Linked DNA regions of Homo sapiens: all the other regions are linked to region 1. The links are chromatin contacts, found by Hi-C or POLR2A ChIA-PET in ENCODE. All regions are on one chromosome and are shown on one strand. The core of a region is the stretch at or near the end of the contact, and the rest is flanking DNA. Distances in the headings are between cores, read along the strand shown.

The links. Hi-C counts contacts between places; a loop is a spot of excess contacts on that map. ChIA-PET counts read pairs that join two places held with the same protein, here RNA polymerase II (POLR2A). Pooled maps may share reads with other maps.
Region 2: a map of dorsolateral prefrontal cortex shows a loop between it and region 1 (2.9-fold over the local background). The contact joins two enhancer-like sites. A Hi-C loop is called at or near these places in 2 of 168 maps with a recorded cell type or tissue (aorta and dorsolateral prefrontal cortex) and 8 of 50 pooled maps.
Region 3: a map of esophagus squamous epithelium shows a loop between it and region 1 (4-fold over the local background). The contact joins the promoter of LINC00113 here to the enhancer-like site in region 1. A Hi-C loop is called at or near these places in 1 of 168 maps with a recorded cell type or tissue (esophagus squamous epithelium). POLR2A ChIA-PET finds 5 or more read pairs at or near these places in 2 of 52 experiments (IMR-90 and endothelial cell of umbilical vein).

The regions. Positions count from the first base shown.
Region 1 is chr21:28,743,264-28,746,932 of GRCh38, forward strand. It overlaps a transcript of HEMK2 not described here and the pseudogene LOC124905067. Among named protein-coding and RNA genes, the nearest start is that of HEMK2, 140 kb to the right of the region's middle. RefSeq lists an enhancer at 2,348-2,437. Within about 2 kb of position 1,953, at least 10 of the 41 ENCODE cell types and tissues checked have a DNase peak (open chromatin) inside an H3K27ac peak, as active enhancers do; they include IMR-90 and endothelial cell of umbilical vein, where a contact is called at or near this core.
Region 2 is chr21:26,780,816-26,784,484 of GRCh38, forward strand. No RefSeq gene overlaps it. Among named protein-coding and RNA genes, the nearest start is that of ADAMTS1, 63 kb to the right of the region's middle. Within about 2 kb of position 1,561, at least 3 of the 41 ENCODE cell types and tissues checked have a DNase peak (open chromatin) inside an H3K27ac peak, as active enhancers do.
Region 3 is chr21:27,720,833-27,724,501 of GRCh38, forward strand. It overlaps LINC00113 (long intergenic non-protein coding RNA 113), which reads left to right and starts at 1,547. Exons shown (of 4, transcript NR_024357.2): 1 at 1,547-1,581.

The DNA of each region.
Region 1 (3,669 bases), core at 703-3,202:
CACATTCCTAAAAGTGTTCCGTGTTTTAAAAAAAAGAGAGAGACAGAATCTAAGGGGATGTGTACATTTGCTAGAGCTACTATAACAAAGTACCAGAGGCAGGGTCACTTCAACAACAGAAATTTATTTCTCACAGTTCTGGAGGCTAGACGTCCAAGATTAAGGTGTTGACTGGGTTGAATTCAGCCCATAACAGGAAATAAGGAGTTAAATAAAGCACTTGCTTCTATTGTTTGTACCTAAACTTAACAGAACACAGTAAGTAACAAGTCATTGGGATGCAGAAAAGAAAAAAGAGAGTGAAGGAAGGAGAGAAGGTGAAGGGAGAATGGAAGAGAGGAAGGGAGGGAGGAAAGAAAAGTTTGATGAATGATTGCAGTCTAAACTGGTTCAAACAAGAGATCTTGTTTAATTAAGGAATTCATCCCATCTCTGCCTATTAGGAGGAGGAAAAAGTCTAAAATAGAAGATGGTGAAAGTTGGATGACCCCAGGCATTAAGGCCATTCATCTTTAACTGTTATGCTTGGATCATGCAAATGTGTCTGGTAGCTACAAGGGTTGCTGTGGGTACTGAATGTTTTATTGTTCTGAGACTATCAAAGAAAATAGCCATGGGACATATAGACCACAGAATACTATACAGCCATGAAAAAGAACAAGATTGCATCCTTTACAGAAACGTGGATGGAACTGGAGGCTGTTATCCTCAGCAAACTAACACAGAAAACCAAATGCCACATGTTCTCACTAATAAGTGGGAGCTAAATAATGAGAATTCATGGACAGAAAGAGGGAAATAGCAGATACTGAGGCCTACTTGAGGGTGGGGGCTGGGAAGAGGGAGAGGTTCAGAAGAGAAAAAACTATCTGATACTATGCTTAGTACCTGGGTAATTAAATACTCTGTACACCAAACCCCTGAGTCATGAGTTTACCTATATAACAAACCTGCACATGTACTCCTGAACCTAAAATAAACATTAAAATATTTTACAAAAATAAAATAAATTAACAATTAAAAAAAGAAAAAAATGAGACAATAAATAGATCCTGGGAAAAACTGTCCCCAGAAGTGTTCTTTTAAATTTGCACTACAGATGTAATCCAAGTTGAGTAAAATAGAAAAGCATGGATTTGCTGTTCCTGAAAGTCATTCATGGTTAATTGCCGAACACTTTCATCTGCAGTGTCTGTGGAAGGGTAGAACCTTAAGTAGTTTTTCATTCTCTGACTACTCAACTAGAAAGGCATAAGAGGCAACTCACTCTATGATATCTCACTGTTTGGCCTCTCCTGTTTCATAGTAGCAAAGGATTTTTGCACTTATCCACTAATTTATGATTTCTTCTTAATAAAGGAAACAAGAGCCTCTATTTATTATGATTCCTGCCATGTGTGAGGCTTGAGCTGGGTATTTTACATACATTATTTCATTTGATAATCACCTTTTCAAACTCTTCAACCACATAAATGCATTACAGAGAGCTATTTTAGATAAACATGGTTATAAATATGTAAACTATATAAAACCATATGTTAGAACCATTCTGTTTCATGCTTTTAGAAAATCTTACTATAGACCATAAATTAAAAACAGTAAATTATAAACCAAACACTTTTATGGGGTTTTTTTGGTCTTGCAGTTCTAGCTGAAGGAATACTGCACTTTAACTCACATGCTGATTAATTTTATTCACAAATTTTGAATTATAAAATGTGTAGAGTCACAGACAATTCAATTTTTTCAACACCCATTTTCCCAAGACAATAACCGAAGTATACATACAGTAGCCACTATTGGCAAAAAATGTATTCCTCATTTATGGAAAAAGTGCAAATAAAGAAAAATTGCTGTTTATAAGCATAATTCCAATGACTGCTGCGAGTGGGAAGCACAGTGATTTTGTGTTAGATCTCTAAGAGCTTACAAGATGGAAGCTTGTGGTGTAAGCATTTAGTGGTGCAATACTGTCATCTCGTGGTCAGTATGCAGTATTTCAGATTTAGTTGGAGAAAATGTCTGAAAATCGTTAACGATATTTCCAGTCTCCTTTCACATACTTACTCCCCAGAGAGTCTGATTTGTACACATAGACATGATAGAATCGGCTTGTTATTTAAACAAGCAGATGGATGTTGTATGAGATTGTTCCAGGAGTTTACTGCCTTAGACCCGGACGAGAGGGGCCCTGCCCTGGCCCCGTCAGTTAGAGGGCTCAGCTTTGACCTCTCCTGCCTGTACCCCTCTCCACAGATCAAGAAGTCCTCGGAACCAAGAAAACGCCCATCCAAAACCAAGCCCTTTTCTTCCCTTTACCTGCCCTCTATCTCACCTCACCAGCAGTTCCACTTTCCTGCATCTGGATGAATGCTCTAATGCTCTCACGTTGCCTGAGGTTTCATGAATAATAGCTGGCTGCCACTTCCCAGATATCATTTGCATTTGAGCAGCTTCCCGACATATAACACACCCCTTCCCAACAATAATAATGATGAAAGGAATTTTGAAGATGCAAAAACAGCCCCATGGAATAACTTTTCTCACCCCCTTCAAATCCTATCCCAGCATGTATACAAGAACATGTGAGCACTTTCCAAACCTTAGCTCTCCGCTGCCACCTTCAGGACGATTTCAGTAACCGCAGATACTGCAGCTGCTTAGCTAAGAAACATTAACACTCCCAGACAGAGAAACCTGGCTGAATCCTGAAATAGAGCCAGGTGAGAAAAAAGTGGTCGGCATTTAGTTTATGGTATTTAGCAAAATCTTGTAACATATTTTATTGGATACTCTATCAAATAACAGAATAACAATAGCTAACACCATATATAATGTAGACATGTGTAAGTAATAAAAACTGATAAAACGTTTTGTTTTATATGTATAACAAAACTATATGAATATAAATAAAAATATGTATACATCCTACAGTAACAACAGCTGATATTTATTTGGAGCTTTTTCTGTGGCAGGCAGTATTCTGTATACTTCATCACTGTAAATATGTTTACATGTTTTGAAATGTCTCAATAACAACATGAGGTACATACTACTCTTAGTATGTTCCTTGCCCGTGGGGGACTCCTGTCTTTGCAGTGAGTCAGAAGATAATGACATAAAGCATAGACATAGCATTGCCCTGCATTCATTCAACAAATATCACCGAGCACTGAGAATGCAGAGATCAGTAGGACAAGCAAGTTCTTTGCTCACGACCATGTGTGCAGGTAGGGAGATGAGCAACGGAAAATAAATATTTTTAAGGGAATATATGAGTGATAAATGTAGCTTATAAAATGTATAACTATACTGGAAATCAAAATAGGGTGACGTGATAGAAAGTGACTGAGAGGCTATCATACATTGAGTGGTCCAAGAAGAGTTGCTATTAAAGTAGGGCCAATCTAAAAAAAAAAAAAAACTATATGATGATCTATGGAGAACATTCCAGAAAGATATGAAGAGCTAGTGCAAAAACTTTGAGAAGGGAAGCATTTCAACATACTTGAAGAACACAAATAAGGCCATTGGCAGGGGTGAGAAGGGAAGGGAGAGGGTGGAAGAGGGAGGGCTGAGAGCCAAACACAGCCACAGCATGGAGGGCTTGATAAGCCAGGGCTGTGCAATGAGGTTTTTTACCAGGTGGGAAGAGAAGTTCTTAAAAGG
Region 2 (3,669 bases), core at 311-2,810, 2.0 Mb before region 1:
TTTAAGGTGGAGTCTCTCTCTGTCACCCAGCTGGAGTGCAATGGTGCAATCTCAGCTCACTGCAACTTCCACTTCCTGGGTTCAAGCGATTCTCTTGCCAAAGCCTCCTGAGTAGCTGGGATTACAGTTGCCCACCACCACACCCAGCTAATTTTTGCATTTTTAGTAGAGACGGGGTTACACCATATTGGCCAGGTTGGCCTCAAACTCCTGACCTCAGGCAGTCCACCAGCCTCAGCCTCCCAAAGTGCTGGGATTACAGGTGTGAGCCACCACACTTGGCTGGGTCTGCTGATCTTGGCTGGGCTTGGCTGGCCAACACTACACTCATTACCACTAAGTAACAAACAAATACAGATTTGTTCTCATCTCTGGAAGTTCATCTGAGACCCATTCACATGCATATCTGGCAGTCAGGTGGCTGTTAGCTGATCCAGGATGGTCTCAGGCAAGAAAATTTTCTGTTTCATATGTCTCTCATTCCTCAATAGATCATCTGTGTCAGGAGTCCCCAAGACTCTTCCTCAGAGTCATTGATTCTAGCAGGAATCATAGGACTTCTCATATACTCATACTCATGGCTATGATTTATTATAGGAAAAGGATACAAAACAAAATTGGCAAAATCAAAAGGCATGTGGGGCAAAGTCCTGAGAAAACCAGGAATAAGCTCCCAAGAGATCTCTCTCAGTGGAGTTACACAGGATATGTTTAATTCTCCTGGCAATGAATTGTAACCACACATTTGAAATGTTGTCTACCAGGGAAGTTCATTGGAGATTCTGTGTCCAGAGTTTGTATTAGGGGCTGGTTACATAAGCACCCTCTGCCTGGCTCATACCAAAACTCCAGAATCTCAGAATGGCAGCAAGTATTCAGCATAAACCATGCGGTTTGCACAGTTTAGGTCTAGTGAGACACTCTTACCAATTAGAGTGGTGGGAACATTCCCAAAATCCAAGTTTCCAGATGCCAGCTGAGGGCCCATCTTGCACGTAGGTGTTTCCAAGGATAGCAGTCTCAGGCTTGCTATGTTAATGCTTTTCTGGATATTATCCCAGGCTTGTATTCTGATTAAGGCAAAGTTCCAACAGGCAAGTGGAAGCTCAAAAGGTCTCTTGAAGCCTAGGCTAGGAATTGGCATACATTGACTTCTGACATAACCTATTGACTAAAATGACTTTCAAGGTTCAAGAGGAGAGGAAACAGACTCAATCTCTTTATTGGAGTGGTTCGCAAGACCACATCATGAAGGGTATGGATACTCATCATTTGGGACCATAAATGCAATTAATCTATCATGCTTCCCAAACTTTAATCCTTTGCCTTACAGTTTTGAGAAACTTATGACTTGCCCTGTCCTATCCATGCAGTTCCATTTCATAATGAGCTTTGATCACAATTTCTTTCCAACTACCTCTGGATAAGATTCTTAGCATTTTCCAAAAGGTAATTCTTAACCTCGGTTCACTATGGTGTCTGTTGCAAATCTGAATGCCTTGGGTCAGCTGTTTGGATTCTGTAATTTCTTTCTTCACTTGTAAAGTGTGGGTTTGCAGTAAAACAGCCGCAACCTCTCGGGGATTTGGGAAATCACTCTTTAGGCAATCCAGAATGAATCTCCATCAACTTCAGCTCCAGAGACTCAAATGTCTACATTCTACTGATGAACTGCAGTCACTGTCACACCCAAGAGATTTGAAACTCAACTGGACTGAGTTCTCTAAATAGCAGCCAAATCCAGGACCAATCCCATCTCTAGGAGTCTAAGTCTGTAACTTTCCAAGAGCTTATCCAGAGCTTCTTGGGCGGCTGGTAGAGAATACTTTAGGAAAAATTCCAGGACAGTCCAGTACAGATCCCAAATTCTGGTTTGGGGAGAGACTAATTGCATGGAAATTAGAAATAATTGAGGCCCAACACTCATTTCCCTTGACATTTTTAGTCTAGTTATGTTCAAACCAGAGCATGTCACTAGTAGGAGAACTTGATGGCTTTTATTGGTAAAATGGCACATATGTAGCAGTTTCTTTTTAGTGGAGTACAGTCTTAATACCCAAAATAGCAGATATTAGCATGGACTTTAGAGGAACATTCCTCTTAGGACTCTTTCCCGGACAATATAATTCCTCCCCACGACATTTCCTTGGCAGGACAATCTGACTAACTTTGTCTCAGCCCAGACATGACAACACTAACTGCTCTTTCTCCTGAGCTAATGATCTTCTCTCTCTCATTACCTTCTTCCCACATTCATTTGGCCTTACTTTTAAAGCTAATTCAACAATGTCATCCCTGATATAATGACTCTTGAATAAAGCACCATTCCTTTCAATGAAGAACTGTGTATAATATTTTAAAGGTGGAAATTTTGAAGTGAATTTTTTATAAAAAAAAAACTTTTTGGTTCTCAACAAACACTGTTAAGTGTATAATTTAATATTCAAAGTAAAGCTACACAATTGAAAAGATGCTTATATTTTATAAAAACTAGTCTATTCTCAGTTAAGACCTCAATAAGTTTAAAGGGCAAAATAGTTTTTTTTCTCATCTGAATGACATGCTTTGCTAAAATTGCCCAGAAGACAGTACTTGTCTGATTGTGCTTCAAGTAAATTATTTTAAAATAAATATCTAGCTTACATTTGAGTACTTATTATGGGGAAAAGGCATTACATAGAGGACTTTACATATCTTATCATATATATCAGCCATATATTAAGTAACCTGTTCAGGGGTACTATTTTGCAGATGAAAGCCTCAGACTTACAGAGGTTTAGTAGCTTAATCAAGAACAGACTGAAGTTGAGGAGAGCCAGGTTAGCACTGGAATTCAGGTCTGTCTGACTCAAGAGACCAAGCCTGACTTAAAATAGTCAATATACTTGGATGTATTCCAAATATCAATACAGGCATGCATGTGCACACACACACAGATTTAGACAGTATTTGAACACTTTAAAAACGTTATCCCCAAAATGACTTTGTGATTCTGAAAACAAGATTATTTAATATGTTAATCATGTGCCATAACTCTAAAGAAGCCACTTAAATATGTTATACTGACTATATCCTGGAATGTTCCCTCAGATTCTAAGACTTAGAAGATTGTTGCTAAGATGTTGTTTCTTTTTCCAAAATGATGATTCTTGGCAGGCAGAGTATGGTTTTATTCACAGGAACATTGTCTTAGGGAAATTTCTTGGTAGGAAAATTTTGAAGAGAATTTATAGAAAATGCTGCATAGAAAACTTCCTTTCCAAGGCAGGCTGTAAGAAGACTGGCCCTGTCAGAAAAAAATGCCTAAGAAAAGATTCCAAAATGAATCACAGAGACTTTCTTAAAAAGACTATAATAAATATTACAAACATACACCCTCACAGAGTGATGAATTTAACTTTACTCAATGGAATTTTATCAAAAGCATAATAGAGATATGCTATTATGGTTCCTTTCTTTGTTTACTTAACTATTTCTGGTAGGTCTTATCCATGAACTTGGGTAATGGGAAGCCCCGAATAGGGGGAAATATATTGTTATTTAGATAAAATAATTATGGATGTATTAACTTGATGACTGCATGAACATCAAACATTGACTTTAAAAAGATATTTGGGAAAGTAAAAATGTTTTCCCGTTGAGATCTTTGGAAGAAACAGAAGTGGTAAC
Region 3 (3,669 bases), core at 297-2,796, 1.0 Mb before region 1:
ACTTTGCCCACATTTTCACTATGTATCCCAGATTTTCTAGAAGGTATTTCCGAATATAATTGCAAAAGCAAACATATAGTAGTGGTTCTGATTGCAGAAATTTTAGAGTAGCTTGTATCAGACTATCCATTAGAAAGAGAATAAATAAACTAAATTCCAGCACTGACAGCAGAGTAAAAACCTGTCTCCAATACATAAATAAGTCGATAAATAAATAAGTAACAAATAAGCTTTGAACAAATAGAGTTAAAAAAAGTTTGAAGACATTGGAGACTAGACACAAATGAGCAAATCCTGGATGGAGTTTGGCCCTTGAAAAGGAGAATGGCAAGGATGAGATCTCATTTGTACATCTTTTCCCTCTTAGGGGGAAAAAAAGACAAAAATAAAAGTATTGGAAACAGTAAATGAGAGAATACACAAAATTTACAAAGGAACAAATACATAAATAATTGCTAATGTCACATTAAAAAAATGAAAATAAGAAGAAAAGGAATCTTATCTTTAAATTCCTTAAAATAAAAACAAAAATTTTAAATCAGCATGCTGCATCAAGTCAAAAATAACTTATTTGGTTAAATAAATATATATTTTAGGTAAACGAAAGCTGAGAAGATATATTTCTCAAGTTCTGTACTATAAGAAATGCTAAAATAAATACTTCAGAATAAAGTGAAATGACTATAGACAGTGACAGAGATTCACAGGAAGAAATAAAGACCACTAAAAATAAGAGCTTTCTTTTAATTTCTTTAAAAGAAAATTGACAATTTAATGCAAAAAATATAAGGTTGAATTATAAAATTTATAAGTAGATTTAAAATGTATGGCACCAATAATGTTACTGAATTCATATGGGTCTGCAGCAACCTTAGTTTTTTCCTCTTCAGGAAAAACAAATTGACCAAAGAGGCAGAAGGAGAAACCAGAGCAAATTTTAGAGCAAGAGTGAAAGTTTATCAGAAGTCTTTGGAACAGGAATGGAAGGAAGTAAAGTACACTTGGAAGAGGAACAAGTGGGTGACATGAGAGATAAAGTGCACGGTTTGACCTTTGGACTTGGGATTTTATACATTAGCATACTTCCAGGATCTCGCATCCCTTCTCTCCTGATTCTTCCCTTGGGGTGGGCTGTCACATGTGCAGTGAACTGCCAGCACTTGGGAGGGGAGCATGCACAGTGTGTTTACTGGACCTGTACACATGCTCAATTGAGGTGTTCTCCCCTTACCAGCCAAATGTCCCTTGGTGGTAATATACCAGTTAAACTCTTCCATTTTACCTCTTAGTGCACATGCCCAAGCCCACTCACTCAACTCCTGAGATCTTATTAGAAAGCTGCTTATCACCAGTTTCAGGTGTTTCTGTTTCTTGGGAGACTGCCTTTCCCTGGCACTGGCTGTGACCATTTGTTATTTAGAGAGATGGTTTACTAACCACCTGACCATCACCTGATGGATGCCTGACATTCCTAGAGTGGGAGTGCTCTCCTACCCTTCTTGTGTGTGACTAGCTACCTACTGTAACAACTTCCCTTTCAAGAGTCCAAGACCTCAATTCTTTGGAGAAAAATGGATGAAGGTCAGTCTTCTGTAACTGCTTCCTTCTCACAGAGGGGCAATGGTGGTTCTGTGGGTCTTGGCCTTTGGCTAGTTGCCAGGGAAGGGTTTGCTTTGTGAGCTGGTGAAAGCAGTATCCAGCCAGGTCCAAAGGAGACACAGGCAGGATTTTACTTCTGTCATGTCTCACTGATGGGCAGTCTAGGGGTCTCCTGCAGGAGGGTGACTCTTAAATATTGAGAGGATGGTATCCCTCAATAATGATCATCTAGAGCTTGATGGCCTGAAGGCAAGAGAAGACAAATCAGGTTATTAGATTTAGCAGAATGTTAAAATGAAGTAAGGGGGTGATGACAGCTGACACACCCAGGTAGCTGGTGGCTATAGTCATAACTGCTAAGAATTGGGCGTGTGGGGGTGCTAGCCAATTCCAATATGTGCCAAGAATTGCAATACTGAAGCAGATTTTTTCATTACCCATCCCTTTTGTTTCTTCTGAGCTGCAGCCAGAGATCACTACTAGTTGGTTCACTGGAGTAAGTAGGGTGAGTCTAAATTGCAGACAAAAACTCAAAAACAACTGATGAGGCTAGAACTTAATCACAGGTGTACCATAGTTCTTCAAACATAATTTTTCTCTCTCCAGATCTTATTTTTATGAAAAATAAATCCTGATAGGACTGATGTGCTTGCAAAATAAGTTCTAGTCTTATTACACTTGGCCAGATTATTTGCATGAATCACAGCAAGAATAATCATTTTCCAGAAAGTGACATTTTTTACTTATGTCAGGAACCCTGTACAGGGACTGTGTAGACAAGGTGTGAGGCCAGTTTTCCCAAGGGGTTTTATTGTCTCTATAAGTCAAATTTGGTTCCTTAAAGAAATGCACATTATTTCAGTCAAAGCCTTGATAAAATAACCAGTGTCTCTAATTGTGTCCTGTTGCAAAAGAAAATAGATTCATATTGCATTTATGCAAATAACTGTATTGCCATGAGTTAAGAATATTCACAAATAGTTTTCAAATTCAGGAGAAATCAGGTAGGAAGAAAAAACATTATGCTTCAAATTATGTTGATAGTAGTATAATTTATTTACTCAATTCTTTAAAAGCTGTAAATAATGCAAAAGAAAATTTTCTTGTCTTTTAAAAACGAAGGATTAACAACATTTTAAGCAAAAACTCATAAAAGAATTATTTTAGTCTTCTACTAGTTTAGTCCATGTTCTGCTTGATATTCATGAACATTTTAGCTCTCCATATCTCTAATGACACAATCTTTGAAGTGATCAAAAACCTGTGTTTTAGAACACCTGTTAGAGTATTACAGCTGTTTATAAAACCTCCTTCTAAAAATAATCAAAACAAGACAACTAATGTTCGTGGATGACAAAACATCTTAGGGCAGGCACAGTCAAAGATACAATTGACAAGGAAATTTGTTAACTTGGTGGTACACAATAATTTAACATAATAATTATAATTATTCCTGATAGCATATATTAACTTATATCAGAGTCATAGGAATTTTGCATAATTTTGGAACACACATACCAATAACACATTTATAAAAATATAGGCCAATGAAATCCAAATGTTACCTTTGCATTAGTGTGCTATTGATGTCAAACCCAACTCAATAAAACCTTAATAGGCAAATCTGTTCAATTTTAATCAGCCTGATCATAAGGTAAGATTCTCATGAACATTTTATAAGCCTTTACAATTTTCTGTTAAAGAGCAGAACAATACTCTAAGAAAATTGTGTTGTGTTTTTATTCCAATGTTTAATTTACAGATAAGCTGAATAATACCCTTTTAATTTTAGCTAATATGTTCACTCACACAATTTCTTTTACATGATTAATTTTTCACAAACATTCCACAACTTACTTAAACTTTTAACTTTATCTAATCTAACTTTAAACAACACCTTAACCCTCTAAAATAAGCAATAGAAATAGAGCTATTATAGAGAAAGATGAATTCAGAAGTTGGGTAAATATTAAGCAGGTACCTGTCTTGGTAAATACATTTTTGCCCCAAAGAGGTGTGAATATTTTCTTTGGAGGCAGGAGGTGCCATGTGCCTCATTACCTGACATGA